Linked DNA regions of Homo sapiens: regions 2, 3, 4 and 5 are each linked to region 1. A link is a contact called in ENCODE Hi-C data. All regions are on one chromosome and are shown on one strand. Each heading gives the region's core, a stretch centred on a gene start or an enhancer-like site at or near the end of the contact. The rest is flanking DNA. Distances are from core to core; before and after follow the strand shown.

Evidence for each region. A loop is a pair of places that touch in the nucleus more often than their neighbours do. Pooled maps may share reads with other maps.
Region 2: a loop to region 1 is called in a pooled map, with 14 times the contacts of the local background. The contact joins the promoter of CSDE1 here to the promoter of PRMT6 in region 1. A Hi-C loop is called at or near these places in 5 of 50 pooled maps.
Region 3: a pooled map shows a loop between it and region 1 (19-fold over the local background). The contact joins the promoter of BCAS2 here to the promoter of PRMT6 in region 1. A Hi-C loop is called at or near these places in 4 of 50 pooled maps.
Region 4: a loop to region 1 is called in a pooled map, with 12 times the contacts of the local background. The contact joins the promoter of TRIM33 here to the promoter of PRMT6 in region 1. A Hi-C loop is called at or near these places in 3 of 50 pooled maps.
Region 5: a pooled map shows a loop between it and region 1 (9-fold over the local background). The contact joins the promoter of MAGI3 here to the promoter of PRMT6 in region 1. A Hi-C loop is called at or near these places in 6 of 50 pooled maps.

What each region holds. Positions count from the first base shown.
Region 1 is chr1:107,055,314-107,057,990 of GRCh38, forward strand. PRMT6 (protein arginine methyltransferase 6) reads left to right here and starts at 1,361. Exons shown (of 1, transcript NM_018137.3): 1 at 1,361-2,677. The coding sequence starts at 1,403. The coding sequence ends at 2,530. RefSeq lists enhancers at 1,593-1,642, 1,663-1,802, 1,813-1,942, 1,953-2,162.
Region 2 is chr1:114,756,628-114,759,304 of GRCh38, forward strand. It overlaps CSDE1 (cold shock domain containing E1), which reads right to left and starts at 1,357. Exons shown (of 20, transcript NM_001007553.3): 1 at 1,298-1,357. RefSeq lists enhancers at 754-1,073, 909-1,902, 1,274-1,563.
Region 3 is chr1:114,580,303-114,582,979 of GRCh38, forward strand. It overlaps BCAS2 (BCAS2 pre-mRNA processing factor), which reads right to left and starts at 1,313. Exons shown (of 7, transcript NM_005872.3): 1 at 1,197-1,313; 2 at 997-1,089. The coding sequence starts at 1,289. DENND2C (DENN domain containing 2C) reads right to left here. Exons shown (of 21, transcript NM_001256404.2): 21 at 2,548-2,677. LOC105378914 (a long non-coding RNA gene) reads left to right here and starts at 1,541. Exons shown (of 3, transcript XR_947719.4): 1 at 1,541-2,097; 2 at 2,223-2,336.
Region 4 is chr1:114,509,821-114,512,497 of GRCh38, forward strand. It overlaps TRIM33 (tripartite motif containing 33), which reads right to left and starts at 1,383. Exons shown (of 20, transcript NM_015906.4): 1 at 731-1,383. The coding sequence starts at 1,256. LOC124904348 (a long non-coding RNA gene) reads left to right here and starts at 1,518. Exons shown (of 2, transcript XR_007066452.1): 1 at 1,518-2,105. RefSeq lists silencers at 920-1,219, 1,250-1,359 and enhancers at 1,550-1,719, 2,580-2,677.
Region 5 is chr1:113,389,164-113,391,840 of GRCh38, forward strand. It overlaps MAGI3 (membrane associated guanylate kinase, WW and PDZ domain containing 3), which reads left to right and starts at 1,352. Exons shown (of 21, transcript NM_001142782.2): 1 at 1,352-2,186. The coding sequence starts at 1,871. RefSeq lists silencers at 918-967, 998-1,357, 1,768-1,897, 1,958-2,117 and enhancers at 1,798-2,297, 2,348-2,397.

The DNA of each region.
Region 1 (2,677 bases), core at 111-2,610:
TTCAAGCTGGCAGAAAATGGCATTATGCCCACCTTGTTAATAACACGGACACCCATACAGATGCCACACATATTTAAAAACATATTTTATTTCCATTATGGACAACAAAAAGAGAGTAACAGCTGATGGTTGACTACAAGAAAAATATAAGAGAAAGAGGAGAGTGTCAATATTGCCCGGACAAGAAAACACAGGAAAAAATGAATTGCATTGAGAAAGTGATTAAAAGAAATTGATTCCGTTATTTCTGAGAGAAAAAAACGCATATATATATAGAATACACCTAGCAACGAGTTTGCTTGTATCACATGGCTCTTGAGTCTGCACTTTTCAGGATTTAACTCTTAAGAGAGCCACAGAATTATCAGAGCAGAGCCGAAAGCCAAGTAACTATTCTTCTAAGTAGAACCAGAAACCTAGTTCTTCCCCAACTGCAATGAAGATTCGCTGGTGGGTGAATGGGCAACTAAAGGCCAGAGAAGTTCTATTATTTGCCCTAAATCACTCAACTAATTAGTGGTCATACTGGAATCAGAACCAAGATTTTGCATTGTTAGGTTTTAATTTTGTTACATTTGCACTCTAACTGCACTGAAAACAGAAAAAAGAAATGCGTAGTGCAGTTTCTAAATTGCCACAGCTGGAGCACTTTAAGAGCTACAATTGTCCAGTTAAGGCGGTAGTGGGTGGATGGTGCTGCCATGTTAATTCGGTGGAATAAAACCAGAGGTGAGTTAGGCCGGGCGCGGTGGCTCACGCTTGTAATCCCAGCACTTTGGGAGGCCGAGGTGGGCGGATCACCTGAGGTCGCGAGTTTGAGACCAGCCTGACCAACAGGGAGAAACCCCGTCTACCAAAAATACAAAATTAGCCGGCCCTGGTGGCATGCGCCCGTAATCCCAGCAACTCGGGAGGCTGAGGCAGGAGAATCGCTTGAACCCAGGAGGCGGAGGTTGCGGTGAGCGGAGATCGCGCCATTGCACTCCAGCCTGGGAAACAAGAGCGAAACTCCCTCTCAAAAAAAACAAAAAACAGAAAAACAAACAAAAAAAACAGAGGTGAGTTCAGCAGAAGAAACAAAGGTGGATTATTAGTCTTAAGTGTGCGTGCCTACTTCAGGAAGGGAGTGAAAGCAAAAAACTGAGGAGCTAAGGGTGGGAGGGGGAATGAAAGGATCTCAGAATGTGGGCGTCGTGGGTGGGAAAAGGGATGCCAGGACACCAGAAGAGCAATACAAAACAGCTCCCGTGAGCAGGCACAGGAGACCTTCCGCGCCGCCGGCCGGGCGACCCCGCAGGAAGTAGGAAGGACGAGCGCGCACTACAAGTCCCAGAAGCCCCCGTTTCCTGGAGCCCGCGCCGTGCCGCGCTACGCCCGCCGGGAGCCGGGCAGAGCGGCCAAGATGTCGCAGCCCAAGAAAAGAAAGCTTGAGTCGGGGGGCGGCGGCGAAGGAGGGGAGGGAACTGAAGAGGAAGATGGCGCGGAGCGGGAGGCGGCCCTGGAGCGACCCCGGAGGACTAAGCGGGAACGGGACCAGCTGTACTACGAGTGCTACTCGGACGTTTCGGTCCACGAGGAGATGATCGCGGACCGCGTCCGCACCGATGCCTACCGCCTGGGTATCCTTCGGAACTGGGCAGCACTGCGAGGCAAGACGGTACTGGACGTGGGCGCGGGCACCGGCATTCTGAGCATCTTCTGTGCCCAGGCCGGGGCCCGGCGCGTGTACGCGGTAGAGGCCAGCGCCATCTGGCAACAGGCCCGGGAGGTGGTGCGGTTCAACGGGCTGGAGGACCGGGTGCACGTCCTGCCGGGACCAGTGGAGACTGTAGAGTTGCCGGAACAGGTGGATGCCATCGTGAGCGAGTGGATGGGCTACGGACTCCTGCACGAGTCCATGCTGAGCTCCGTCCTCCACGCGCGAACCAAGTGGCTGAAGGAGGGCGGTCTTCTCCTGCCGGCCTCCGCCGAGCTCTTCATAGCCCCCATCAGCGACCAGATGCTGGAATGGCGCCTGGGCTTCTGGAGCCAGGTGAAGCAGCACTATGGTGTGGACATGAGCTGCCTGGAGGGCTTCGCCACGCGCTGTCTCATGGGCCACTCGGAGATCGTTGTGCAGGGATTGTCCGGCGAGGACGTGCTGGCCCGGCCGCAGCGCTTTGCTCAGCTAGAGCTCTCCCGCGCCGGCTTGGAGCAGGAGCTGGAGGCCGGAGTGGGCGGGCGCTTCCGCTGCAGCTGCTATGGCTCGGCGCCCATGCATGGCTTTGCCATCTGGTTCCAGGTGACCTTCCCTGGAGGGGAGTCGGAGAAACCCCTGGTGCTGTCCACCTCGCCTTTTCACCCGGCCACTCACTGGAAACAGGCGCTCCTCTACCTGAACGAGCCGGTGCAAGTGGAGCAAGACACGGACGTTTCAGGAGAGATCACGCTGCTGCCCTCCCGGGACAACCCCCGTCGCCTGCGCGTGCTGCTGCGCTACAAAGTGGGAGACCAGGAGGAGAAGACCAAAGACTTTGCCATGGAGGACTGAGCGTTGCCTTTTCTCCCAGCTACCTCCCAAAGCAGCCTGACCTGCGTGGGAGAGGCGTAGCGAGGTCGGAGGGGAAAGGGAGATCCCACGTGCAAGTAGGGGGAATATCTCCCCCTTTTCCCTCATAGCCTCTAGGGAGGGAGAGTG
Region 2 (2,677 bases), core at 107-2,606, 7.7 Mb after region 1:
ACCAGCCTGATGAAAATTTAAGCCTCTCAAAAAGATTTAACTACCACAGTGCCTTTGAGCATTCTCCCTCTCCGCCCTGTCTCCCAACTGTTTAAAGAGCGCCATATTCTTTTACTCATTTAAGGTGCAAAACACGAAAATTAACTTGCCCAACAACGTTCAGATATTCTTTGCAGATTCAAGCCTGTTTCAGGGAGCGTTCTCTGCTTCACCTGTGAGTTAAGCAAGACGGCCGCCATCTGGGTGTTTCTAAGGGAAAACCTTAAAGCAAAAGAACCTTGGCACTAAGATTTCGTATTGATAAAATAGCATGGCAAAAATTTGAAGCTGTCTCCGACGGGGGAACTCTAAAACATTCTACATAGAATGACGAAGCCAGGCCGTTCATTGCACAATGTGGGTGGGCCAGGCGCTGGCACCATGAGAACTACAGGAGGTGGAAGGGAGGACACTACTGAGCTTTCAGGGCGCACGCCCATTCCCCAAGATAGAGGGGTGGGAGCCACGTGCCTAAAAGATTAGGGACTGGTTCCCTTTCTCAAGACGCCGAAGGGGAGACAATGAGGGGAAGGTTGGGTGCTGAGACCCTGCTCTAGGTGACTGGAGTAACGATGTCAATTCCGCCACACTACTGTGCCAGATGTGGCTGGGGAAAGGTGTCTTTAAACACTTCCCCTAAGATATCTAGATGGAGCAGGGTCTCAGTCTATACACAAAGAAGGCGCCACTGCCGCACTGCGCTCTGGTACTGGTAGTCAGATTCCCAAGCAGGTAACGGCCAGGAAACTACAGGGTCCAGAGTCAAAGTAGGCCCCTCTTCTCGGTCTCAGGCTCTTCCAACCTCACACAAAGGACCGCGCCACCACCCCCTCGCCCCGCCCGCCGGGACATGTAGTTCCCGTTTCCCCAGACAAGCCGCAGATGGGGAAGCAGCCAGACTACAGATCCCAGCAGCCTCCGCGCCCGAGCCCCGCACCCTCTGCCTCCATCTTGGCTGCTGTCGGAGCCTCCATTTTCGCTCCCTCCCCCCACTTTAGTCACCACCACCACTACCACCACGCGCAGCCGGCTGGCCTCAACTCCTCGTTTCAGCTCTGCGACCTGACATGAGGCCCAGGCAGTTGAACGGGAGACGTATGAAAAAGCCCAGGGCAGGGAATCGGGGTGCATTCTTCCCCACCTAGAGCTCTACGAGTGCCCACCTTGACTCAGAAGGCTTCTCGTTAGCCTTGGTCTTATTCTCAGCCCTTCCCCTGGGTTTCTGCTACCCCCAGTTGGACCCTGAGGTCGTACTCACCCCAACAGCTCAGCGCCCCCTCTCCAGCGCCGCCATAAGCAGCACGGCCCGGTACGTAGGAATAAATCTCGCTTCTCTCGCGAGAGTTGCGGGCTCCGGGCGCGTGCACGAGAAGGGGCGGAGTGAAGCGTACTCTCAACACGCTTGCGCAGCAGGGCTAAGTGACGCCAAGCAGTTTGCTGCACTTAACCACAACCAACATGGTGGCTGCATTACATTACATTCCTTCTTGGGTGTGCTGCGGGAAGCAATCTCGGTGTTTACTGACTCCTCCTGGACACTAGGGGTGGCGGGTGGCTTTAGGCGTCTCTAGTCTTCGAGCGTTTGAATACGTTTTAGCCCACAATAATGGGGTAAACCTTGAAGGCCAACAATTCTGATGGCATATTCAGGAGTCATAAAAAATGATTTATCTTTTCCCAGCAAAAATCCGGAAGGACCTCACACTCGTTTCTTCTTATAGTGCAAGCATTCTTTCTTACGTCTACTGTTTTAGAGGAATTTCATTAGTATAGAGTCAGCTTTGTAGCAAGGTAATTTAGAAATCTAAATGAGACCTTTGTTTTCCACGAAAAACATTGCAACAGATGCACAAGAGTGAGCAAGGCTGCATAATCACTAAACAAAATGAAACAAATTCAGTCAACTGACCTTTCAAGTTACGAAAGATATTCCTGTTGTGTCAGGTAATCAAAGAGGGTGGATCAGTAATTAAAAGGTTGAAATAAGAGCAAAGAGATGATTCATCCAATGGGGGAAGAAGGAAGGAGAAAAATGGGTAATTATGACCACAGGAAGTTCAATGGATTATCCCCTGCCAGACAGTAGAGCATGCTCCTCTGGTGAGAGGAATGCTTTTCCCAGATTCAATGCTTCTGTTTTCACAGATTCACTGGCTCTCTCACTTGACAGTATTGGATAAATAATGAGCAGCCAGTCTTCTGAGAACTCTCCTACCCACTTTTTGCTTACAACACATTTATTTGACATGTTGTATGTGTAACCACTGGGAAGTATACAGTTGTAAAGAAAATCGGATATAGACTTGTCCTCAAGGAACTTTTAGTCTAGCATCATTGATGATCACAAAAACAAATCTAAACATACACATTGGAATAAGTGCAATGAAGGAAAGACAACCTTCAATTCAACCTCTTGAATTCTAAGAGGAGGCCGTGTCCCATTTCTGTTCAAAAATTTCCTCACCACCTTTGTTGCTGGTGTCCAGTCCCATGTATAACACCTCAAAACTGCCTTTTTGCTCTCTTTGATGCCTTCCCACGCTTTCCTAAGCACAAATATTTGCTTCATTTTCAATGCTTTCATAGCTCACTCTATTGTAATTATTAGTTTTTACTAGGTAGTAATACTCTAGCACAG
Region 3 (2,677 bases), core at 63-2,562, 7.5 Mb after region 1:
TACTGAAATACTTGAATCCAATAATTTAGAAATGATATCTTACATTTCATTTAGCTAACTAGACCCTAACTAGAATCCTGGGTGTACTTCAAGGTTATACATTTAAAATAGTATCATACTCAATGTGTGGAGTAGAACAGCATCTGACTCCTTAGGCAATCATGGACACTCCCTTCTCTAATCCTCTTGTCCTTATACATACCCTCCGCTATAGGTCCTTTACATATTATTACACATTTATACATACTATTGTAAACTTTTTGTTTTATATATCTAGCTCCTCACTGTATTGTATTTTTCTGTATTCAGAAACCCTATCTTTTTTGGAGAGGATGTTTGTCTTAAATAAAGAAAAGAAAAATTAAAAGAAAACAAAATATATTAAAAAAGAAACCCCATATATCTCTATGATCTCAGAATCTAGAATGGCACCTAGCACTTGTAAAGTATTCATATCAGTGAAAATTATTGCCTACATTAATCAGAAATGTGTTAATAAAAACATCGGATAGATTACAGAAAAAAGGAGAAGGCTGAGAAAAAAGTAGTATACACTTGGATATGGTTTGTCCTTTCAGTCGTATCACATACATTTGGTAAATAACTAGACTTTAATATGCCACTCTCCAGTGGTTCTAAAGAGCTTAGGTAATTAGGCTTATACATATTAAAAAACCCTAGATCACTTGCTGTAGAGTGAATCTTGGCAGGAGAGGGTCCCTTTGAGAATTTACGCATGGATCCTATCTCAAAGAATGGTAGCCACAAATTTTTGCATTAAGTGAGTTGTGGAGCCCCAGAAAGTCTTCCTATGGATCTTAGAATAAGAACCTCGGAGAAGACTTATCTATCTAGTTGTTTTCAATAGACTGACACCTATACAGTAGGTAAGTAGTAGCTATGCAGGCAATGGTTAAAACTGGAATTTAAAGCTCTCAATCCAAAATAAAGGTTCACAGGAATTCTCGTTCACACCTAGGCTCAAGACATACTTACTTCAAAGGCAGAATAATCCGGGGCTGTCAGGTAGCTCAGGTAGTTCTTAGTAGGTCGGTATCTGCGAGTTTCCTCCTCCACCAGCGCTGCAGCCTAAGAAAGAGAATAGGGACCAGGGTAGAAGTGGCAAATTGTAACATGTTTCTTTCAGTACCGAGCCAGCTAGCAGTGAGTCAGCTACAAAGACACCCCGCACTCACCGCTTCCCGCACACCAGGGGCTTCATAACCTTGATCAAAATACGGCAGCGCATCCACCACAACCTCTCCAGCCACCAAACCTGTGCCCGCCATTCTGAGGACCTCAGGTTTGCCTGCGTTTTCTGCGTCTGCGTAAACTCAGTTATATTTAATTACGCCGGCGCCTGACACTGATGTAATCACGTTCCCTCCGTATTGACGTTAGTGCATGCTCAGTTGCTAATTTTGAAGGCGGGTCCGCCCGGTATCTAGAAATTGCCGGGCTGGTTTGTTTTGGGCGGACGTGACGTAACGTCTTGGCTTGTCTGCGTCAGCGAAAGGCCTCAATTTCCTGTCCTCTGCTTACTGCCCCTTTTTTTGCCTGCGAATGGCGGCGATTTGAAGTTGGGGCTTTTCGTTTCCTCCAAAACATTGATATCTGGAAAGGGAGCCCCTTAACACTTTTGGAGGGAACTGGCTGCAGCATTTGGCGGGGAGAGATAAACTGGTTTCCCACCTCTGCTTACTCCCACCTTCTCCCCTTAATCTTCTCTTCCTCTGTGCGAGACTTTTTTCCTTTTTTATTGTAGACACAGGGTCTTTGTTCTGCTGCCCAGGTTGGAGTGCAGTGGCGTGATCATAGCTCACTGCAGCCTCAACCCCCCGGGCCCAAGCGATCCTTCCACCTCAGCCTCCCGAGTAGCTGGGCCTAGAGGTGCACACCACCATGCCTGGCTAATTTTTAATTTTTTTTGTAGAGATGGAGCCTTTCTATGTTGCCAAGCCTAGCCTCGAACTCCTGGCCTCCCAAAATGTGGGGAATACAGGCGTGAGCCACTGCACCCCGGGTCATTCCTCTTTTACTTCCTTGCTGTACCCCAACTATCCTTCCCCCTCGGTGCCCTTAAAACCTTTGCATTGGGTAAGTACATTTTTTAAAGAGACTCTAGAATTGGGCGCCAGTCTCCAATTAAAATTGTGAAGCTTTATGGTCTGCGTATCAAAAGGAACCTCAGTTCCTTAAAAATCCTGTCATTTTGCCTTTAGGACTTAACGGTAATAGAATGGCATTCCTCACTGCCTCCGAACCACTCAAGCTGCTGCCCATGCACTCTCTTCTGCATGGCTCCTGGACTAAGCAGCCTCCCTTTGATTAAGCAGGTAAAAACCAAATAAAGTTGTCAGACTATATGCCCTGCCCAGTGTGCAGTCTAGACCCAGCCTTTGTCTGCCAAGAGCCTGGAAATGTTGACCTCCGTTATTAAGCCTGGTCAGTCTAAGACTAATTCTTATTACCGAAGTACCATTAGGTAAATGTGCTAGCTATAGATTTAAGTGACATAAAAGATCTTAAAGAATTCTCCAAGGGATCTGTGGGGGGTTTATGTATTTATTCATTAAAAGATCTGTAAACAACATTTTATACAAATCTTGATTCTTTTACAAAAATATCCAGAATTCCTAACACTTTACAGAAAACACAACAGACCTAAGGAAATGAA
Region 4 (2,677 bases), core at 133-2,632, 7.5 Mb after region 1:
TTATTCAATCCTAGCACAGTGCCCCAACACTAGGGGCTCATTAACGGCCAATTAGCTAAAACAAATTCATGCCCAGCTTTCCCTAACTCTCAATTTCCTTCAAAGTTCATTTCTCCTTCATCCCCAAACCTTAGGATTTTCCCTAACCATGCAGTCCACTTTCCGAGTTTCTCTTTCCCCATGTCATCTTACAATTTTCTTCCAGGCGCCTTCTCTGGACCCCTTGCTCTCCAACATATTCTCTCCACCTCCATTTAATCCATAGTCCTCCTCTCTCCTATCTGTGAACACGCCAAGTCCCCTCCCTCCAAAGCAATCCATCTTCACTGCCCTTACCTCTTACCTACTCCCTCAACACCTCGCTGGCCCGGGCCCTTTCAGCCAAAACGCTTCCTCACAACGTGTTTCCCAAATCCCCCTTCTCTCACTGTACGGGTCTGCCAGCTCCAGAACCAGCGCTCGGCCGGGTTCCGCACATCACAAACCCTCCCTCGGAGCCAGTGTCCCCTCCCCCAGCCTCTCGCAGCCGGCACCCCTCCCTTCATGCTCCCCTTATCTCTTGCGGTCCAGCTTCTCTGGAAAGTGTCCCAGGGGCGAGTCTTTCACCTTAGAGACCCCTCGGGATGGCGCCCGTCCGAGCAGCCCCAGGCCCCAGCACCTCCGTCCCCAGCTCCTCTAGGGTTGCGCAAATCCCTTGCGGCCCAGATGCCAGGCAGGGCCTCCGGCTCACCTTGCTGGATGTCGCCGTTGCTGCCCCCCGGGATGGGCACGCTGAGCTGGCGCTCCGGCTCGGGCAGGCAGCGCAGGCAGAAGGAGTGAAGACAGGGCAGCAGCTTGGGCTCCGCCTCACGCCGGCTCTGCAAGCTCTGCTGACACACGGCGCAGGTGTCCAGGAGCGAGGCTGGCGGTCCAGGAGGCGGCCCTGCCGAGGGACCCGGAGCGGGAGCCGAGGCTGGAGCTGGAGCCGGCGTCGATACTGCGCCCCCGGCAACTCCAGTGCCCACTGAGGCCGCAGGAGATGAAGCAGCCTGGGCCGAGCCCGAGGAGGCCGCGGCCACCCCCCCGTCGTCGGGCCCGGCCGCGCCGCCCTCAGCGCCGGCCCTGCCGCCTTCCTCCTCCTCCTCCTCCACCAGCACCGCGGTGAGAGGCGGCTCCGCCTCCTGCGCGGCGGGCCCGGCGGCCCCGGCAGTTACCGGCGCGCTGCCGCTGCCCCCGCCGCCGCTCTCAGCCTCGCCGCCGCCTTTGTTTTCCGCCATGTTTTCCTCTTTGAACCCGCCGGACCGCCCCGCGCCGCCCGCCGCCCGCGTCGCCGCCGCCGCCGCCCCCAGCCCCAGCCGCAGCCGCAGCAAGAGCGGCAGCCGAGAGCTAGCGAGAGAGCGAACCAACGAGAGCGCGCGCGCACGCGGCGCCCCCGCCCTCGCGTCGCGCGTTTGAAGGAGGGCGGTTGCGGCACGCGCACGTACGCACGGACGTCCTCCCGAGGGAGGCGGGAACTCGGTTCGCGGGCGCGGAGCGGTCCCGGACCCTCGAAGCCAGTTCCTTGCGTCAGTGCCGCGGCTCTTTAACCCGAAGGGAGATTTTTTTTTTAAAGCCAGAGGCCGTTGACGCTGGGTAGCCTTTGGCTGGGGTTGGTTATGAACTCCGACACAGCGGTGGTGCATACGGAAGGGTGGTAGCCGGGACGGTTCCGGTCCCTGCGAGCGTGTCCCGGGCGTCTCCGCGGAAGTTTCACCTGCCGCGCCGCTCGATCGCCGGGACCTCCTGGGTCTCTGCTGTGCGTAGACCAGCCGCGTTCCTTTGGGTGGCCGTGGAGCACTAAAGCGGGGCTTATTGTTTGTTTGGTTTTGGTTTTTTTTTTTGTTTTTTTTTTGCTTTTTGTTTTTGAACTGAGGATCTATCAGAAATAGGCTGAAAAGACCGAGTGAGGAAGAAACTCTTTAACAGCTATTTTTGGCATCTTAAGGTGATTCTCAGGAGTTGCTACGTATCAGAATCAACGGAGGAGTTTTTCAAAGCAGAGATGCCAGGGCCAGTCCCCAGACCTGAATCAGGAAGTGAGGGAGAGAGCCGACGGAGGGGGAAAAGTCCCTTCAGCTGATTCTTATGTATGTCAGTTTGGAGAGCCACGGATATAACCAATACTGCGTCCTTCTGAGGTCCCACTTTAAGTGTCCTGGGTTGAGCTGGGTGACAAATGCCCTTACAACAATGGTAGTAGAAGCTTTCAGGCCAAGCGCAGTGGCTCACGCCTGTAATCCCAGCACTTTGGGAGGCCGAGGCGGGCAGATCACTTGAGGTCAGGTCAGGAGTTCGTGGGCAGCCTGGCCAATATGGTGAAACCCCGTCTCTACTAAAAATATAAAAATTAGCCGGGTGTAATGGCGTGCGCCTGTAATCCGAGCTACTCAGGAGGCTGAGGCAGGAGAATGGCTTGAACCCGGCAGGAGGCGGAGGCTGCAGTGAGCCGAGATAGCGCCACTACACTCCAGCCTGGGCGACAGAGCGAAACTCCGTCTCAAAAAAAAAAGAAAAGCTTTCAGAAAGTTGCCTTTTTATTTGAAAAAAAAAAAAAGGTATTTGGAGGATTTTATGTAGTGCAACAACTGTTTTAGTGTTAAGATCATGAAATGCTTTGGTCTCCTGTTAGTGTTCCCAAGAAAGGTGCTGTAAGTCCTTA
Region 5 (2,677 bases), core at 102-2,601, 6.3 Mb after region 1:
AGAGAAAACACTTTCCACTTGAGGGCAAGAAATCAGAGAAAGCTACCTGGAAGAGCCGGCATTTGGGATGAGGACGGATAGGAGTTTTAAAAGAGATGAGATGAAGGGCATTCCAAAGACAGGGAAGAGTGTAAGTCAAGCCGGGGAAGAGAGAAAGCTCAAGTGAAATTTCTGAAAAATTAGAGCTGGAAGGGATCTACGATATCTTTTATTTAATGTTCGTTCTCCCTTCACCTCCTTTAACTGAGATTTGGCCAAGGTCAAACAGCAAGTAAGTAGCATGTCAGGACTCCAACCAGATCTGCTGGCTACCAGGTTAGTTCTTAATAATCCACCTTCTACCTCCACCCCACTCCCTCACCTCAGGCAGTCTGCTTACTTCTCAGTCTCTCCCACTAGACTGTAACCTCCTCAATAGCGGGGCTTCTGTTTTCTTCACCCTTGAATCCCAGTACCTAGCACAATATCTAACACAAAATCGTCATCGTCATCAGCAGCAGCAGCAGCAGCTACCAAACTTTAAGAGGCAACCACCCACTGTCAGGCACTATGCAGTTATTTTGTACATCTTCTGTAATCTTCACTTTTCACTGAGGACGCTGCGGCTCAGAGAGGTTGTCTAATTTGTCTTAGGTCATACAGCAGTGCCGGACTCTATTTTATAATATCTTTCATCAACCGGACTCCGAAGCCCTGCCTCAATGGGCGTTCAGTAACATCTGTTGAATGAACGAATGAACAAGCAATATCCACTCAATGCAAACTATCGGCTGTAACAGGCCACCCTAAAGGCCCCGGAACCTCGGCCGGCTCAGGACTCCGCACGTTGTCTTCCAATCTAAGCACACCGGCCCCTCTCTGCGCCCCGCACAGGCTCAGAGGCTCCGCCCGCGTCTCCGCCTAACTCGCCGGCCACGCCCCCACTTCGGGGAGCTCGGTCCCTCTCGGATTCGAGTTTTCCTCGGCTCCAGCCGCCGCGCAGAGGGCCTCTCCCGGCCCTGCGACCTACAGCCCCTTCCACTCCCCTGCCCCTCCTCTGCGCCCTCCCTCACTCTCCAAACTTCTTTTTTCCACCCTCTCTAAACTTCAGTCATTCTAGTGCCCGCCTCCTCCACTCGCACCGACCAACCAGTGGTCCCCATTCTCGTTGGCGGTCCGCCTCCTGCCCGCCGGGGGCCAATCCCTGGCGCGAGAGTCCAGGGCCGGGGCTCGTTCCCAAGCGCCCAGCCTGTGACGGCAGCGCGCCGGGCGCCGCGCGGCGGGAGGGGGCGGGGCTCTGGATGAGGGATGGGCGAGGGCCGGGGGAAGGGAAAAGGGAGGAGGAGGAGGTTGCGGCTGGTTTGAAAGCGGCAGTTTCCTGGCAGCTTGGGCAGGCGTTGGTCTCCGCGCTACAGCTCCGCAGCGGCCACGATCGATCCCGCGACGGGTCTACGCGCGCTTCTGCGCGCCCCCCACGGATTTTTCCCGTTCCCGGCTCTTCCCCCTTCACCTCCCCGCCCCCCCGCCTCAGCCTTTCCCGCCGCTCGGGCGCTGAGCCCAGGGACCAGCCGGCGGCAGTGACCCCGCCCGAAGCCCCTTCTGGAACCTCCTGGGGACAATTCCCTTTTCCTTTCTTCAGCCTAACCCGCGGTGGCCCTCGCGGAGTCCGGTCAGCCCCGGGGAGCGCAGCCGGGAGGGGCGTCCAAGGGGCGTCTCGCGTCTGGGAACGGCCGGGCCCCCAGCGGGCTGTGGTCGCGGGGTGGGGGCCGGAGCGGCGAGGCCCCCCTTACCGGGCTGCGCGGGCCGCCCAGGGCCCCCGGGCTGAGACGGGGCCGGAGCGGCGCCCCGGCCGCCCGCGCGGGGTCTCCCCCATGGTGCAGCGGGGTTCGGGATGTCGAAGACGCTGAAGAAGAAGAAGCACTGGCTCAGCAAGGTGCAGGAGTGCGCCGTGTCCTGGGCCGGGCCCCCGGGCGACTTCGGCGCGGAGATCCGCGGTGGCGCGGAGCGTGGCGAGTTCCCCTACCTGGGGCGGCTCCGCGAGGAGCCCGGCGGGGGCACCTGCTGCGTCGTCTCGGGCAAGGCGCCCAGCCCAGGCGATGTGCTGCTGGAGGTAAACGGGACGCCTGTCAGCGGGCTCACCAACCGGGACACCCTGGCTGTCATCCGCCACTTCCGCGAGCCCATCCGTCTCAAGACTGTGAAACCAGGTACGCCGGCCCTGCGTATCTGTCTCGGGGTGTTGGGGAGAGGGGCTTCAGGGTGGGCGTCCTGGGAGCGGCGGCACCTCCCCACCGCGTATTGTCCCGGGTAATCTTAGACCTCTAGGGTGTGCCAGACTCCTTGACGAGGGGGAGGGGTGGCGTTGGTGAGTCCCATTTTGCCGAAGGGAAAACTGAGCTCTGGCTTGGCGCGGTTGCTCTGCTAGCTGTGCTAGCTGTCACAGAATTGCGACTAGAAGCTGGGTTTCCTACATTTGTAGCTCCATCTCCCCCCGCAGACAAGAGTTTTTGACTAGAGAAGGCCAGCCTTTTCCTGTGTTGTGCAAAAAGGCCCTTAGGATTGTAACATTTTCTTTGGAACGATCTTACGCATCTTCTAACAGGGAAAAAGGGACTTTACTATAGAGGCACTTGGTGCCAAGGTTACCACCTGGTGTACCTGGAAGGGCTTAGCTGCTTCAGTGTTTCTTGCACTCTAG